2 separate regions of the Homo sapiens genome follow, and region 1 is linked to region 2. A link is a loop called in an ENCODE intact Hi-C map of the cell type or tissue named here. Cell type or tissue: sigmoid colon. All regions are shown on one strand. Each heading gives the region's core, and the rest is flanking DNA. Links, peaks and the distances in the headings are about the cores only. Region 1 overlaps ZNF532 (zinc finger protein 532). Region 2 has its middle 5.8 kb from the start of ZNF532.

Region 1 (9,301 bases), core at 2,036-7,035, 53 kb before region 2:
CTGTGACCACTCTTCTCTCAGAGGGGCGCCTGCGGAAACAGAGGGGGAATAACATACCCCCAGCACCAAGCTACCACCGATGCAAAAAGTACACAGGAAATAAAACATTAACATCTCTAAAGGGATACTGACGTACAAATATCTATGAGAAGTCAGATTCAGTGGAAAGTCTGTGATTATGGTTTTGTTTTTTAAATGAAATTGAACATTTAAACTGCAAAACGTGGGGAATGAAAAAGCCATCTGTCAGGCACTATATCCACAAAAGAATCCACCCACTTACAAATAATCCCTGAATGTCACCACTCTTCTTTCTATTCATCATCCTGGTGTTGTAAATGGAATACTCACAATAAAGCTGCCATTAGCAGAGTATCCCTGTGATCTATCCTTACCAACCATGTTGATCTAAAGTTGGAGGTCACTGTGATTAGAAAACTCAAGACACCACCCCCTGCCCCACCAGGGTTGAAAGGGACTGAAAAGTAGATTTTTAACTGATGCAAAGCTTGGGCTCAGGCTCTGGAAGTCCCCATGGTAGTGGGGCTCTGCCCTAGTCCCCCAACTCTTTCTTTCGAGCTTCACAGGATTTTAATGTCATTTGCCCTCTCTTTATGACTTTGGTGAGCAAAAGACTTTATACAGTTTCACACTGTTCATCCCAGAGGGCAGTCAGTTCAGGAACAAAAAGAAGATAAGAGATAATTCAAATACTCAGTGGGTGGGAGGCCCAGAACATACAACCACATGAATGAGGAAAGGTCACCCCATGAAACCAAACTTGAGTGGTCGGCAGTGCGACTGTCTGACATTCTTATGAACCCTGGGAAGGTTAATATGGCTCTTCTCACCTTTTTCTGCTGTTGCACGTACAGGAACCTCCTGATTTATAAACGCATGCACAGCAGCCGTACTGAATCACTGAGTTAATGCTAAACTTGTTGACCTCCACATCACCCCATCTTTTCCTACCTGCCCAGCTAAAGCAGAGTTAGGATCTAGAAGGCCCCAGAGAGGAACTCCCATGCCTGCAAACCCCTCAAGGGGTTGAGAAGCAACTCTTTCTCCACAGTGATCCAGCCTCACCCTGTCCCCATCCCTCTACTCCACCTAAGGTTTATACTCTTCTCATGGGGGACGTGGGGGAGTCCAGCGTGAAGCAGTGGGACGTGGTAAGAGGTCAGAGTGAACTGATGGTAGTTTTAAAAAGTGAGTCAGTCATCCTAGTTCACCTGCAGGAAGGCCGACTAGAAGCTGAAAATGCATAATGGGCATTTCTGAGTGCAGTGGCCAACCGAAAGCGCATCGTGTCGTCTGAAACCCGAGATCACTGTGGTGCCTGGACTCCCCTCTCTGGGGTTGTATAACTAATGGAATGGATACCACTCTGTAACTTCACACTTCTTTTTTGGTTTATAGGAATGTTTTTCATACCCACAATCACATTGTCCTATTACCCTTTCCCTTCCCACATTCTGGAAGGCAAGAGCAAGTGTTCCATTCCACTTGGAGGGGAAAAAAATGTATAACTCCCACTTCATTTCTCAGTTATACTGAATACAAAGAGGAATGTTTATGTCTGAAAGTTTTCTTCGCTTTCCACCCCAATTCCTAAGTACTACTGTCTTAAAAATAGATTCTTTTGCTTAAAAACATTACAAAAATAAATCTCAGTCCTCTCTTTTAAAAGATAAAATAGAACGATCTCATTTTAGCTTCCCTTTCCCTCAACAGTTTGATTTTCAAACAGAATTAGCTTTAGTTATTTTAACAATGTCTTTCACTTATGCCCTATAAAATACATCTCCCTTCAAAGGCAATAATAGTCTTTTATTTTATTTATTTATTTTTTCCGAGACGGAGTCTTGCTCTGTCACCCAGGCTGGAGTACAGCAGTGTGATCTCGGCTCACTGCAACCTCCGCCTCCTGGGTTCAAGCAATTCTCCTGCCTCAGCCTCCCGAGTAGCCGGGATTACAGGCACCTGCCACCACATCTGGCTAATTTTTGTATTTTTAGTAGAGACGGGGTTTCACCATGTTGGCCAGGCTGGTCTCAAGCTCCTGACCTCGTGATCCGCCCGCCGCGGCCTCCCAGAGTGCTGGGATTACAGATGTGAGCCACCACGCCTGGCCAATGGTCTTTTAATTTAAAAGTAAACCCTATATAAATGACCTATAATTCACTAATAGCATTTGTGCTTAATGTATAATGTTCTTTCACCCAAAGACATCAACAATATCTGAGGGAATCAGACCTGTTTACAAAAAAGGAAATTGAAAGAACTCAGGTCTGTCACATGATCACTTTATTTTCTCGTATGACACAGAGACAAAACATTTCCTTTCCTACTCAAAGCCTCTGAGAATTATGAAAAGCTATTTCATCTTTGTTGGCAGAAGTCAAAAGTTATGAAGTCAAAAGAAAAACGTAAGAAAAACCTATTCACCCCTTAATCATACTTCTCATACTTTGTAACAAAATTCTTCTTCCTTTGCAATAAAAAAATTGTTGGTTTCCCAATTTCCAATTAGAGAATGTCAGTATTAAAGGCATAGGCACAGCCTAACCATTAAATCCCAACTTTAATCCTGAAACAGAAAGATGCACGCCTAAATCCAGCCAAGGTCTGCCTCCTCTGACCTGTGAAAACGCTGGTTCCCTATTTAATACAGAAACTAACATTTCCCTTAATGAAAATCAATACCCTCTAAATCATAACAGTCCTACTTAGAGAAAAACAAATCAAAGTCTACTGACCATCTTGGCAGTATTATAAAGGCTTCCCATAAAACAACTGTAATAATACAAGGTCTGCTTTGGGATTCCCAGTCTTATTTTCTAGCACTATCTGGCCACTGAGACCCTTCATTGTATCTTTTTTATTCCGCTGAATTTTTAAAAAAATAATTCTTTTATATATATATATTTTTTCCTTTCCCTTTCTTTTAGGATGGGGTCTCACTATGTTGTCCAAGCTGGTCTCGAACTCCTGAGCTCAAACAATCCTCCTGCCTCAGCCTCCCAAAGTGCCAGGATTACAGGTGTGAGCCACTGTGCCTGGCCCCAAAAAAATAATTCAATAAATGAATGGATCTAGCATGTTTTCATCTTTCCTATCTTTCCTTCAAATATAAAATGTTCTTATAACTTATGTTTATATTACGTAATGTTTCAAATTTAATTTCCTCCTCTTAGAAAATGAATCTAGCTAGCATCCCCAGTTTTTATACATCTTCAAGAAACACAGGGATTGACTTCTCTTGGCTGCCTACATTCAAATTCTTGCTCTTCCCATTATCATTATGCAAACCTTAGCTCTGCCTCCATCACCAATCTCTTACATCTTTAGAATTTCCAAGGCTCTGCACATTGTATCTCTTCCACCAAAGAAAAGAAAAAAAACCTTCTCTCTTCTCTTCCAACTGATCTTCTGCCGCTTTTATCCCACTTCAATCTCGACTGCATATCAGGGAAACCTATTTTCTCACTGCATTTCCATTCCAAACACCAAATCGGTTCAGCTACGCAGGTCGACCTCATGCTTCTTCACTCTTCCTAAACCAGCTGGGGACATGGGTCAGTTTGGGGGCCAAGTTTTTTTAAAAAATTTGATCAGCCGCGCCTCTGGAGCAGCTGCCATGGTTCACTGCCTCTCTCTAGGAAGTGCAGGCAGGGGTGGGAGAGACTGGGCCCCAAAAATGGCAGATTCTCAGATTTCAAAAAAATAGCATACACGCAGACACACACATGAAAAAATGTGGAAAAGAAAAATAAGCAGTTATGAAAAAAGCTATGGAATCTCTTAATTACTTGCCATCTGAAGGTCCCATGCCAGTGACAAATGCCACAGAAAAGTTTCATTTTACCTTTAGCCTTCACACTAATCAGACCCTGATTAAGTCGAGACAGCCAGCCCAGAGCACCTTGCAGGTCTAAAGGTTCCTCCCCGGCCACAGGGAAGAAAGCTGACACAATGGGACACCAACAAGTCGCCTGGACCCTCTGACCTGTCAGCACTGCTGGGCACCCTGATCACACTCTGCCCCCTCTCAGCACAAGAGCTTCATTTTCTAAGCAGCCTACACCAGGGTAACACATAGCGTACAAATACAGTTTATACGCACAGTCAAAGAACAAATGTATGTTTTGTTAATTCTGTATGAGTTAACAAGAAATTAGCAAATATAGTTGCTACTATCCAAAATAGTTATTTACTGGTTTCCTTAAACCTGATGATACCAATCATGGATATACAAATACTTTGCTCAAGGTAGTATGTTTTCTTCTTCAGCTAACACTTGATATTCCTGATCTGAAATATAACAGATTTCCTGATCTGAAATTCAAACTGCTTCTGGAAATATCAACACAGGAGTCACATACTAATGCCACGAACCAGGTCACGACCTTGGGAAATAGAGGAGTGAAGCCAGCCCCAGCCCTTTGCTGCAGTTATTCCACACTCCTCCCTCAAGGTTATAAAAGTAGGCTCCCCGCCCCCATCCATTCCCCACCTCGCACATCAGGAGCAACTAAGGGAAAGTCCCTGTCCCTACAAACCTCAGCCTTCTCTGAAAGCTCAACCTCCCCCACTCGGCCTACTTCTCACATCACAGCTCTCTAAGAAAGCTCACTCCCCAACTCCAAACTCTTCTGGGTCAAAACGAAAGCTCAGCTACAGTGAGAGCTCCTTTGCTTTTTCCAGGAGAGAAGCTCCAGGGAAATTGAGGGCGTGCCTGTAGCCCTCCACAGCAGGTCCTCAGCGTCATTTAGCACTGCAATTTTGTTTTTCCTTATTAACTCCCATCCTGCCAAGAGACAAGGGCTGCTTCTTTTCTTTCCTTTGACACAGGACCTGGCTCTGCTGTCCAGGCTGGAGTGCAGTGCCATGATCATAGCTCACTGCAGCCTCGAACTTCTGGGCTCAAGTGATCCTTACAAGCACCGCCACACTCAGCTAATTCTTATTTGCTGTAGAAATGGGGTCTTGCTCTCACCCAGACTGGTCTCAAACTGGCCTCGAGTGATCCTCCAGCCTCCCCTCCCAAGTGCTGGGATTAAAGGCTTGAGCAACCCTGCCTGGCCTAAGGCTGTGGCCTGCAGATGTTACTAATCTCTCCCTCTTCTAAACTCCATCCCCCCTTTTCTTTCTGAGGTTAACTTAAAAAATCATAGTCACCAGTCAAGAGGTCTCCCACAGCTTCATTCCTTCAAATCTTGCCTGTACCTTCATGCTGGCTTTGCCAAGCCGATCCTCCACAGTGAGCTTGGTCTGTCCCTTCTATTTTGGGTAATTCCTATCCCATTTGCCTAGTGGCATAGAGAGATCTCCTCCAGCCTTACCCTGGAACCCTTGGTGCTCTGTCCTCTTGCCACGCAGCCTTCATGGCTCAAGTTCTCCAGTACTGGGACATATCCTGCTCCTCCCAGTATCTCCCCAGCACTCTGACAATCCACTCTCTCAAAACCACCATTGAAATCCAGGCAGGGCTGGGCGTGGTAGCTCATGACTGTGATTCCAACACTTTGGGAGGCCAAGGCAGGATGATTGGTTGAGCCCAGTAAGTCGAGGCTACAGTGAGCTACAATCACGCCACTGCAATCTAGCTTAGGCAACAGAGTAAGACCCTGTCTCTTAAAAAAAAAAAACAAACCAGGCTGAAGGAGAGAATTTTAGGGCTCATGGAATAGTTCTGTATCACAAATGTGGTAGTGGAGACATGTTTCTGTGCATCTGTCAAACCCTTGAGAATTTCAGGCCAGGTGCGGCGGCTCATGCTCGTAATCCCAGCACTTTGGGAGGCTGAGGCGGGTGGATCACTTGAGACCAGGAGTTTGAGACCAGCCTGGCCAACATGATGAAACCCCCTCTCTCTCTCTCTACTACAAATACAAAAATTAGCTGGGCTTGGTGGTGCATGCCTGTAATCCCAGCTACTCGGGAGGCTGAAGCGGCAAAATCGTTTGAACCTGGAAGGCAGAGGTTGCACTGAGCTGAGATCACGCCACTGTACTCCAGCCTGAGTGATGAAGCGAGACTCTTTCTCAAAAAAAAAATAAACTAGAGAATTTCACTGTGTGTAAATATTAAATTTAAAAATAAAAACCAGGAATGGGAGGGGGCGTCCAAAATTAAGACCAACTGTAATTTTGGTCATTCATACAAATGAATAACATGACTACACTGAAGGGTTCAGGGAACAAAAAACTAACCTAAACAACTCAGAAAACAAAATTATGACTGTACATTGTAAGGCTAATGAAAAAGGACCGTGCACAAACACCATCCTCTAGTAAAAAACTGCTGAAATCTAGTTAGTAGTATTGTACGAATGATAATTTTTTAGTTTTCACAAGTGTGTTAGAATTACAAGATGTGACCTTTAAGTAAAGTTGGGTAAATGAGTACACAGAAATTCTCTGTCCTATTTTTGCAACATTTATTTTTTCTTTTTTTTGTAGAGACAGGGTCTTGCTATGTTGTCTAGGCTGGTTACTCCTGGGCTCCAGTGATCCTTCCACCTTGGCCTCCCAAAACACAGGGATTACAAACATGTGAGCCACTGTACCCAGCCAAAACTTTAAGTTAAAATTATTTCAACCTAAAAGTTAAAAAGGGAAAACCCAGGCTATGTGACATAATACAAAGGAGACAGCTTTGGAGATGAAATCCTTGCTGCCCTATTTACTACTATTAGCTAGTGACCTGAGGTGGCCATAGCGCCTCCCTGAGTGGCCCTTCCTCCTGGGTCCAAATGAAAGTGCATGCCGTCGCTGAATAGTGTAGTCTCACAGCCAGAAAACACTCCAGCAACGATCCATTCCCAATCCGTGTTCCCGCGTGCCTGTTTTTGCTGCTAATCATCTTTCATGTTGCCTGTGACCTCTGCAGAATTTCATTTTCTGGTCATCCTTTCCTCTCGTGGACCCCACAGCACTGCCTCAAGCTCACCTGGCTTTTCCTGACTCACTGGCTCTTCCTCTTCTCTCCTTTCATGAGTCCCTTCAGATTCTCTTTTGTTATCTACCTTTGTTGAAAGGCAACCTCAGCAACTCCCATGGTCACAACAGTCAGAACAAACGGGTTTCTATCTTTAGTCCTAATTCTGCCTTAAGAGTCGTCTTTCCATTGCTGGGATGATATTCTGCTTGGCTCTCCCTACACGAGGTCAAACTTAAAACTAAAGCCCTCATATTCCCTCCCAACATGTTCCTCTAAATCCTATGTTTTGTCAATGACCTTCACCTGCTCTAGGAAAACATTAAAAATCTTCAGGCAGGCTGGGCGCGGTGGCTCACGCCTATAATCCCAACACTTTGGGAGGCTGAGGTGGGCGGATCACCTGAGGTTGGGAGTTTGAGACCAGCCTGACCAACATGGAGAAACCCTGTCTCTACTAAAAATACAAAATTAGCCAGGCGTGGTAGTGCATGCCTGTAATCCCAGCTACTCAGGAGGCTGATGCAGGAGAATTGCTTGAACCCAGGAGGCAGAGGTTGCAGTGAGCCGAGATCGCACCACTGCACTCCAGCCTGGGGGACAAGAGCGAAACTCCATCTCCAAAAAAAACATCTTCAGGCAGCATTTCACAAACCATAAAACACAGATACTAGTTCTGTAGGATGTTATTAGGTCTTTCACAAAGACAAGACTGAAATGCACATAGCAAATGCTGGATTTTCTGAAGTTAAACAGATTTCTTTCAGGCAAGAGCCACTATTATGCTAATGAGTATTACAAATCTCCAAAAACACGGATGTCAGTAGTCACCAAATTTTGATCTAACTGCAGGTCATTTTTTCTGATCCATGAATACAAATGCCAAAATGATTTCCCAAAAGGCTGCAGAAACTTTTATTGTTGCAAATTATGCATTAGAGTTACTTTTACTGCATCTTGTCCCTCAACTTCATAAGCTAATGTCATTATTAGCTAATATCAAAGGCAACAAAAAGATGCCTTACTGTATTTCACTTTTCCTATTATTTGAATGTTTATTTTTTTCTCTTATGTTTTTGCTAGTTATAAATCAATGAATGATGAATGAATGGATGCAGGGAGCTGATGAATTTCCTGTTTATTTCTTTCTTCAGCTCTATGAAACAACTTACCGATCTACACTCTCGTCATTTATTAATAAGCAAGGACATACAAAGCCTATCCATACAGTTCCCTGAAATAAATTGTCTATGGACAAACTTTCATGAAGAAAAAGAGCATTTAACATCCCAGCTACACAACACACAAACAATAAGTGGGAGAGCACAACACCCGTGGCAACATGATTCCATTCCAGCACCAGCATTCCCTTTGTTCCTGGCTTGTGTCCAAAAATTTTCCACCTAAAAAATGAGGATAACAGCATACACTCAACCCCAGGGATATGGAAAGGGGCTACTGATATTTAGAGGGAGCCTTGTCATAATTAAACACACAGCACAAAACAGCATAACATTCAAACAATGAGTGACCAGTGGTTAGAGAATGTCAAAGAATACTCCTACCCTTTTCATTTAAGAATCACAGAAAAGAGACCTACAACCAGGCAGGAGACCTATTTGGCCAGTATCACATTCAGGAAAACAGTCTGTGGTCATCTCATTTATTAACCTTCCTAGTCAGACTGCGGCTTTCAGCAAAAGAAGGAAAGAAGGTAAGTGGGCATCATCTTTATGGGGAAGGACTGGTGCTAGAAGTCTTGTGGGAAGCTCAGGGGCTCACCTTGTCAAAAACAGAACTCACTGGCTGGGAGTGAGCCTTGGGAGAGATCAGAATTAGAGGATGAGGCACAAATGAGAAATCTACCACGTCAGGACCTGGGAGGCAGACGGAAGACATGCTGACCGGAAGCACAGCTACCTGACCATCCTCTCCTGAACCCTCCTGATCTTTGCAACCCCCAAATGACCACAAAATTATGAATATACACAGACACAACACTTCACTGGGTATAAAACTTCTCCGCCGGGATCGCACCACTGCACTCCAGCCTGGGGCAACAAGAGTGAAACTCCATCTCAAAAAAAAAACAAAAAACTTCTCGGCTGGGTGCAGTGGCTCACACCTCTAATCCCAGCACTTTGGGAGGCCAAGGTGGGCAGGGGGGATCACGAGGTCAGGAGTTCAAGACCAGCCTGGCTGACATGGTAAAACCCCATCTCTACTAAAAATACAAAAATTAGCCAGGCGTGGTGGCACGCGTCTGTAATCCCAGCTACTCAGGAGGCTCAGGCAAGAGAATCGCTTGAGCCCAGGAGGCGGAGGTTGCAGTGAGCCGAGATCATGCCACTGCACCCTA
Region 2 (9,301 bases), core at 1,761-6,760:
ACCCACCCCCTTCCCGGGGTTGGCCTTCGCGGCGGTCAAGCCCGGGCGTCTGGGCCGCAGCTCGGATGACCTTTGTTCAGCGCGGCGCCGCCGGCGGCTGCTGCTGTGGCTGCTGCTGCTGTCGTCGGAGCGGCGGCGGCGGCGGCTTCCATGTTACGGGCGTGTCATCTGCGTTCCCGCTGCCGGGGTCTGTGTGTGCGTGTGCGGTGGAGCGGCCTCGCCGCCGGGCCGGGCGGCGGCGGCGGCGGCGGCTCGGCCCGGGCGGCGAGCGAACAAAAGGGAGCGCGGGCGAGGGGGAGGGGGCGGCCGGTGGGGGAAGGGAGCTCCGGGACCGGGCGGCGGCAGCGCGAAGCCCCGCGGCCGGCGGGCGCCGACGCCCGGCCGCTGCGGAGCCCCGAGTCCGGCGGCGGCGAGAAGGCGCCCCGCGGACCTGCCAAGTCTCGCCCATACGGGGCCGCTGGCTCGCGGCTTCGCCCCGGGAGTGGAGCGGGGTGGTGGGGCTGGTGAGGGGGCGCAGGGAGGGCTGCTTTTTTCCAACGACATTGCGGGCTCTCACCCAGTCCTTTCCGTGGCCCCAAGCCGCGACTTACTCGAGTGGAAGGAAGCAAGGCCTCGCCAAAGATGGTTGAAAAGACCGTGAGCCTCTACCCAGGATCTTGAAGCCAAGGTGGTGGTTTGTTTTCCTCGTAATGATGGCAAATGAGTAAGAAGAGAGCACGCTATCTTCGGACAAATTAAATCTGAAATTCTCCCTGGAGGTGGAAGAAGGGGCTCTCCTCTGGTTAGTTAGTGGTTTGGAGCCCTTTTCGCCTTCAACTGAGCCACAAAAGGATGGAAGACACCCCCTGGGGTGGGGAGAAAGCCCTGGTGTAAAAGACACACGTTTGCTTTCAGAGAAAAAGCCACTGGGGCCAGATTGAAACATGGCATGTTCAGTTCATGTAGGTTTTTTTTTTTCCTTAATGGGGGAATGATATTGAGTAAACAAGATGTAATAGCTAGGTCTTTAAATTCTAGAAGGGAGATGGTGTACAAATGTAACAAGCACATATTGTACATACAGCAGGTGGTCATAGCCTGCGGAACACAAAAAGATACATATGTAAGCCCGCTAAAGGTCACGAAGGTGTATAATCGTGACCCGTGCAAGGGCGAGAGACGATAGATTTCCATTCCAGATGAGGTATGCTGTTTTCCCAGCCCCGTGTCCTCGTTCCTTTATTGTTCACAGACGTGCACTCCATTGAAAGGTTTTTAAAACCAGACAGAAACCCCCAAGTCAAGCTAATTGTGCTGACACTGGAAATAGGACAAAATGGAAGGAGCTGAAAAAATGTCACCATAACCTGTTAAAAAGGTTCACTCCTGTTTGATAGGAATCTGAAGACACAAAAATAACACTCAAGTAGCAGTGATGACCAAGCATAAGAAACATTTCTATTTTATTTTAAATTTGATTCATTGGTTAGTATTTGCAAACTGTGCTGAAAAGTTAAAAAAAAAATCTCAGTATACCTCTCTACTGCGTTAACTTCCATTGAGGAAGCCATTGTTCTCTGTGATGGGAGCACTGTATGATGTAAATTGCAAGTAGCATTTTTGCTGTTTAAGACTTTTCATGTAAATGACCCGAATTATTGTCTCACAGAAGAGTTGTTGGTCTTTAATTTCAAACAGCAAATTGTTTGGAATTGCACATAAATTGGAATACATATTTGCATATTTACACACGTTTAGAAAGACCTATGTAATCTGCAAATTTTGCCAGTCACAGCATCGCATTTATCAGCATTACAAGATGATGAAATTGAAACCCTTGTCTTCTTTTGGCCTGAAAACGGTGCCAGTACTCTGTGGGTTGGGTTTCAGCTTTACCTGGGCTTGATTTCATTTGAAAGGGAGCCTTTTTTCTTCTCCCAAAGATGGGCCTTTATTAATATGCATATAAAAACCGTATGTGCATTGAAGAGTACACTAGGACCTGCTAATGTGAAATCTTGACATGCTACACAGTTTACAATATATGGAATTTCATAATGTACATACCATGATAAATCCTAGGTTTCATGGATTTGGGATCTTTGTTTACTTAGAAGACTCTCTTGCCCCTCCCCCATTCCCTTCTTTTAAGAGTTGAAATGACAGCAAAGCAGCACTTGAATGGTTACAAGAGTTGTACTACCAAAACTAAAGTCTGAAATGCTTATCATAAAGAGCCTTCAGCTATACAACTGCCTCGTGGCTTCATCATGCCAAACACTTTTTTGAGCAGGGCTTTGTACAAAGCCCAGTGATTTAGCCGGAGCCTCGGCTGGAAGAAATTTGGTCTAGAAGCACAATTGATCATTTGCACAAATGGCAACAAATAACATTGCATCTGCTTTTAAATATCATAAACAAAAAGTAAAAGATATTTTATTGCAAGTTATCTCAGTTCTATTTTTGTAAAGAGGATTTCAGAGAAACCCCTTTGCCAGGTAGACCAGTAGTTAAAAGCAAAGCACCCGTCTTAGTCCATTTTGCAAAATCACTAAATTTCACAGCTGAAAAGACAGCATTTATTCTGGGTTGTTTTTTTTTTAAGCGGACACTACCCCTCTTCCAAAAACACAATACAAAAAGGTTCATTCTATTATTCTACATATGTAAGGCTCTCTTGTGCACCTCTCTGCTTTGAGCAACAATAGAATCAGTCACTCGACTGCAAGAATGAAATAAAACTATCATTTGAGTGCAGTCGATAAGGAAGGGCAGAACAAAGAAATCATATGATTCTTATGCCAAATAGAAACTAAAGGAATTCCAAACCCTTTGCGATTTTGTTGTTGCTGTTTTTATTGCTAACTCTCAATGTCTTGGCTTTTCCTCCAATCAGTGTATTGCAAAATCCTAGCTTTTTTCTTTAATCTTTTGTGGCTGGAAGCCGGCTTTGCAGAAGCCTGTAAATATCATCATACTTTCCCTCCAAATGCCCTTATGAAATTAGGAAATTCGTGTGTTAGGTAGAGCGCACAAAAGGTGTGTTCCTGGAGGGACAGTGGAAGGAAAAAAGGAAACACCTTTTCTTTATCTCACCATCCAGAGGCCCTGTGGAACTAACTACTAAACCGAGCAGTCTCATGCCTTGAACTACACATTTTTAGCTTGAAACCAAGCTAAGCCTAGGGGTTTATAGAGAGATTAATATATTAAATGTGTTAGCTTCTTTTTAAAGAAATTATTACACCTTTCAATCCTAGCACCATAATTTAAAGATTTGTAGCAGGGTAGCCAGCAAAGAAAAAGGAAAAAACAAAAGTCTACCTTTTCTTTTTAAGAACATCAAAATATGGATAGAATCAGGTTTTTTTATATTCAAAAACATACGCTTGAAAGAAATCATAACCAAGTTTAAATTATTATTAGCCTGCCAGAAATAGACTGTAGAGGATTCCCCTTATCCTTTGTTCGTGATTTCATAGATTTCTGTGGCAAAACCACCTCTCCTTTTCTGAACCTCAGTTTGGAAATGCCTGCAAAGGCCTTTAACCGAGAGACCCGAAGCGGGTGGGGGTTGGGCTCAGCATTGGGCATTATTTAGGAGGCCCCTCGATATTTGAATGACCTCCTAGGTCCTGGCTACTGGATGAATCCACTAATCCTTACCTCCTGCTGTCTCTGAAGGCCTAAATGCTGGAAAGCTGGCCTTGTCCAAGGAAAGAGTTGAGAAGGGTAGGGACAGAGAAAAGTGGGTAGTTTCTATGAGCCCTCCCTTCAGGAGTCAAAGGAGAGCCAGAAGTACGGGGATTGGGATCCTGGTAAAGATTCATCTGCAGAAACTGGGCCAAAGGAGAAATCTGTAGAGAACTTTATAAGATTTCCTAACCCTTTGTAACTTTTTTATATTACATCTGGGCTTCCTTAAAAGAAACTTGTGTTTGGGTTTGTTCTCTGCTCTCTAAGTCCTAGAGGAGGGGAAGAGAAAGAAGAAGAACCTAGGGAGGTATCTGAGAAAGGAAAAGGCTTAATCCTTTGAGGGCCTACCTGAAGGAGAAGGGAACACACAGGAAATGGGGACCCAGTTCCTCCTGAGAAGGAATCTCACTGGTCTCCTGCAGTGCAGACACTACCCTGAGCACTATGCATGCGCTAATATTGACTTCATCTTCCCATCCTGCCCTCATCATCCCTGCCATCACCACCACTTGGCACAATGCTTTGTACATCCCATAACTGACATTAATTATCAGTGAACTAAGGAATGGATAATGAACCCAGAGGCACCTAAAAGTAAATATGTCCCCAATTAAACCTAAGCTCTTTTGCTATTGTAGTGGATACAGTAGTGTTTTGTCTAGGTTCTCTCTTCAGAGTATACACCCTCATCCCCTAGCTGCTAAGAATATTGGCTGCCGACTACTCACAGCTGACTCCCTCACTGCAAATTGCTTTGGCCACCGTCTTGTGACAGTTCTTGGAAACTGTCTTGCCCAAGGCTACACCCACTTCCAAGAAGCAGCCAACATCTGGCTGATGTAGAGATAGAAAAACTTGGCCCTCTTGCCTTTATTTGGGCCAACTCTGAAGGGCCATCCCAGCCCCAGAGCTCCCTGTAAATTGGCTGAGGCCTCAATCACCATAGCACTGTGGGTCAACTCCTCCTTTCTAATCCTGCCTTCCTCAGTCCTTCACAATTATATCTCCAAAGATTATTCAGGGTCTGTTTCCAGCACCGCAGCCCGAGACACCCACCCACACCAGATTCATCTCCACAGTACCTGCCCTCTCAGAAAACGACCCTCATTCCCTCTCATCTGCTCCATCACCACAGGCTGGGAGGGTTCCACCTCTCAAGTGTCTATTGATCCCAATCCCTTCTCTCGGCTGACATCACGCACACACAACCTCAGGCCCATCATCCCAGTGTGGAACTGGTCACTGAGTCCTTGCCTCCAACCTGGCCAACGTTCAATGCATTCTGCACACTAAACCTTGAGGAATCTCTCCAACGATACCATCTTGTCACTCCTCTGCTCAAATGTTTCCAGATGACTCAATTGTCCTTAGAATGAGGTCCAGATTATAACTGTGACTTAGAAGTTTCTTCACGATTCGACCCATTTGCCTGCCCATGTCCCTGCCCCTCCATCCTCACATTTCAAGATCCAGGCTTGCCTTTTTGTTCTTTGAATATCACCTACTTCCTGTCACTGTCAGGCTTTCGCACATGCCGGCCCCGCTTTCTGGAAGACTCTCCTTACCCTTCACAACCTCCTCATCTAAGTCCTGTGTATTGGCCAGGTGTAGTGGCTCACACCTGTAATCCCAGCATCCTGGGAGGCCAGGTCAGGTGGATCACTTGAAGTCAGGAGTTCAAGACCAGCCTGGCCAACATGATGAAACCCCGTCTCTACTAAAAATACAAAAATTCGCTGGGTGTGAGGGCGGGCACCCGTAATCCCAGCTACTCAGGAGGCTGAGGCAGGAGAATTGCTTGAACCCGGGAGGTGGAGGTTGCAGTGAGCTGAGATCACGCCACTTGACTCCAGCCTGGGCGACAGAGCAAGACTCTGTCTCAAAAAAAAAAAAAAATCTAAAAGTTAAGTGCTCAGAACACCAGGATTAACACCTATAAGGTTTGGGGTTTTTTTTCCAATGACAAAGATAAAAGATGATCAAATACTTTAACATTTTCTGCTAAACTTAACGATGACTATTTTGAAGTCTCTTTTGAGGTTTCTTATTTAATACCAAAAGACTAGAAGTCACATGTCACTGGGAAAAGTTTCTGGAAAAACTTGGTTATTTCTGGAAAAGTTTAAAAATGAATAATAATAATTGACATATATAAACAAAAAACAAATGCTAAAATATGAAAATAATAACCAGAAAATACGGCTGCAACATAAAATACATTCGTCAGCAAACAGTTGGAAGATGCTTAGAAAATATTGCTGTAGGCCAAGTGTGGTGGCTCATGCTTGTAATCCCAGCACTTTGGGAGGCTGAGGAGGGCGGATCACGAGGTCAGGAGATCGAGACCATCCTGGCTACTAAAAATACAAAAAATTAGCCGGGCGTGGTGGCAGGCGACTGTAGTCCCAGCTACTTGGGAGGCTGAGGCAGGAGAATCGCTTGAACCCAGGAGGTGGAGCTTGCACTGAGCCGAGATTGCGCCATTGCACTCCAGCCTGGGCAATAGAGTGAGACTCTGTCTCAAAAAAAAAAAAGCAAGAAAATATTGCTGTAGATTTAAAGAAACACACATTAGAATAGATTACACAGTGTGGGAGGTTTGTGCAACTGTTGAATGCCTCTGCTTAAGGTATCTGCTTGCCCCTGTTCTCGTGATGACACACCTGAAAACACTTATTTTTTATGAACCACTAAAAAAAGTGTTTAGCAGAGAAGGTATATTATCAACAATAAATGATCTCTTTAATCAAAACATTATATCATTTTATTTAGAACAGGAACAGTAACCACGAATGGAGTAGCTTCTATACAGGAATTTAAAATTCTGGGGTTAAATTACGAAAATTCCAACACACACAAAATGTATCACCGATTCAGTTAAAATATCAAAATGCAAATTCAACACTTTCCAATTTATGTTGCAGAAACAATTGAGTGATACTGGCAAAGAGCGACTCACCACCCAAATGTCAACTAAAATCTTTTGCATAGCTGAAGGATGAGATTGAGCAATGAGCATTATGATTAAGTAAACAGTAAAAACGGCTGGGCGAGGTGGCTCACGCCTGTAATTTTAGCACTTTGGGAGGCCAAGGCAGGTGGATCATCTGCGGTCAGGAGTTCAAGACCAGCCTGGCCAACATTGTGAAACCCTTTCTCTACTAAAAATACAAAAATTACCCGGGTGTGGTGGCCAACGCCTGTAATCCCAGCTACTCGGGAGGCTGAGGCAGGAGAATCGCTTGGACCAGCGAGGCAGAGGTTGCAGTGAGCCGAGATAGCACCATTGCACTCCACCCTGGGCAACAAGAGCAAAACTCCGTCTCAAAAAATAAAAATAAAAAAGTAAATGGTAAAAATAATCTGTCTCTTCCTACTGGCAGAAAACTTTGCAAGGCATCCTCTCCCACTAGGACAGCCCTTTAAACAACCAAGTTTGAAAAAAACTAAACAGAGTAAAATCCTCAAATCATTTTATCACACTATTATGCCAATATTTCAAAAAAAAAAAGAGAAGCATATTCAATCATACCTCAAATATTAAGCATTGTAGTAAGAGCAAATTATTTTCTACTGCTAGTAAATAAAATTAAATGTTAATGGTATTGTTTAGTCCATCATTTCAATATTTTTTAATTTCTATTTTTGTATATCTTTTGTAATGTACATATTAGGATAGTACTAACTATATTTAAGCTGTAAGTTAGTTTTTATAAATTATAAGTGAATAATTGAGATGAATACTCAAAAAATTTTGAGGTGTGATCCAAAGACTACAAAGGTCACTGGGTTAGAAAAATTGTGTAAGTGGACAAGCTCAGATTTGCTCTGCACTGTAAAAATACGTCTACTCTATGGTGTCACTTCACCAACAGTCTAGACTTGGGGAAATAAAACATATGTGTCCCTGAATAAACCCATTCCAAGTATCAGATAGATAACTCAACAAAATATATCGGCTGGGCACAGTGGCTCATGCCTGTAATCCAAGCACTTTGGGAGGTCGAGGCGGGTGGATCACTTCAGGTCAGGAGTTCGAGTCCAGCCTGGCCAACATGGTAAAACCCCGTCTCTACTAAAAATATAAAAAATTAGCCGGGTGTGGTGGCGCACAACTGTAATCCCGGCTACTTGGAAGGCTGAGGCAGGAGAATTGCTTGAACCCAGGAGGCAGAGGTTGCAGTGAGCTGAGATCGTGCCACTGCACTCCAGCCTGGGTGACAGAGCGAGATTCCATCTCAAAAAAGAAAAATAAAAAAGGAAATATATCATACCCGTGCTATGTTTGACAAGGCCACATGAACAGCACAAGTAGTATATTCTCACCACACCCTTTTGGAATTTCCGTCTCAACCTCTGACCAAATGTTCAAGAGTCTACATTGCACCATTGAAAAAGAGTTCCTGGGCCAGGCACGGTGGCTCATGCCTGTAATCCCAGCACCTTGGGGGGTGGAGGCGGGCGGATCACCAGGTCAGGAGTTCAAGACCAGCCTGGCCAATATAGTGAAACTCCATCTCTACTAAAAATACAAAAATTAGCTGGGCTTGGTGGCAGGAGCCTGTAGTTCCAGCTACCGGGGAGGCTGAGGCAGGAGAATCACCTGAACTTGGGAAGCAGAGATTGCAGTGAGCCAAGATAGTGCCACTACAGTCTAGCCTGGGCGACAGAGCAAGACTCTGTCTCAAAAAAAAAAAGAGTTCCTGGGTACCCCCTTCTGGCAGAGCCTCTTTTACCATCTTGTCCAACCGAGGCATCCTACATAACAGTCAGTCAACTTGACTGTAGCCTGTGAAAAAATCAGAGCATAAACTACAACCAATTAAGCTACCTCAGGCCTTAGGCACCCTGCACTGTGCATATAACTAGGTAGTGCCAGGTGCAGTGGCTCATGCCTGTAACCCCAACATTTTCGGAGGCCAAGGTGGGTGGGAGGACCGTTTGCCCAGGAGTTCAAGACCAGCCTGGGCAACACAGGGAGACCCCGTATCTACAGAAAATAAAAATAAATTAGCTGGGCGTGGTGGTGTGCACCTGTGGTCCCAGCTACTCGGAAGGCCGAGGTGGGAAGATCGCTTGAGCCCAGGAGGTCGAGGCTGCAGTGAGCTGTGATCATACCACTGCACACCCACCTGGGCTATGGAATGAGACCCTATCTCAAAACAAAACAAAAAACTTAGTAACTTTGAGCTGGGTGTGGTGGCTCACGTCTGTAACCCCAGCACTTTGGGAGGCCGAGGCGGGTGGATCACGAGGTCAGGAGTTCGAGACCAGCCTGGCCAACATGGTAAAACCCTGTCTCTACTAAAAATACAAAAATTAGCCGGGCATGGTGGCACACACCTGTAATCCCAACTACTTGGGAGGCTGAGGCAGGAGAATCACTTGAACCGGGGAGGCAGAGGTTACAGTGAGCCAAGATCACGCCACTGCACTCCAGCCTGGGCGACAGAGAGAGACTTCATTTCAAAAAATAATAATAGTAATACTAAGTAACTTTGAGAAGGAAGCATTAAATAAGCCCTTGCAGGTGCTGTCCATCTGTCCATTCCTTTTTTTTTTTTTTTTTTTTTTTGAGATGGAGTTTCGCTCTTGCTGCCCAGGCTGGAGTGCAATGGCGTGATCT

What was found. Hi-C counts contacts between places; a loop is a spot of excess contacts. Peaks named below come from ENCODE experiments on the same cell type or tissue, not always from the same donor. Only the 100,000 strongest peaks of a DNase experiment are listed, where the experiment ranks them.
Region 1: a loop joins it to region 2, with 2.0 times the contacts of the local background. A loop is called at or near these places in 14 of 110 quality-filtered maps.

The regions. Positions count from the first base shown.
Region 1 is chr18:58,907,233-58,916,533 of GRCh38, reverse strand. All of the region lies in intron 2 of ZNF532 (zinc finger protein 532), which reads right to left. Among named protein-coding and RNA genes, the nearest start is that of ZNF532, 47 kb to the right of the region's middle. RefSeq lists an enhancer at 490-1,000. In sigmoid colon, for the core only: no CTCF peak of the experiment used is centred there; a DNase peak (open chromatin) is centred at 4,543; H3K27ac peaks cover 1,183 bases.
Region 2 is chr18:58,854,456-58,863,756 of GRCh38, reverse strand. It overlaps a transcript of ZNF532 not described here. Among named protein-coding and RNA genes, the nearest start is that of ZNF532, 5.8 kb to the left of the region's middle. RefSeq lists enhancers at 883-1,422, 1,423-1,964 and a silencer at 3,466-3,760. In sigmoid colon, for the core only: no CTCF peak of the experiment used is centred there; a DNase peak (open chromatin) is centred at 4,476; H3K27ac peaks cover 1,491 bases.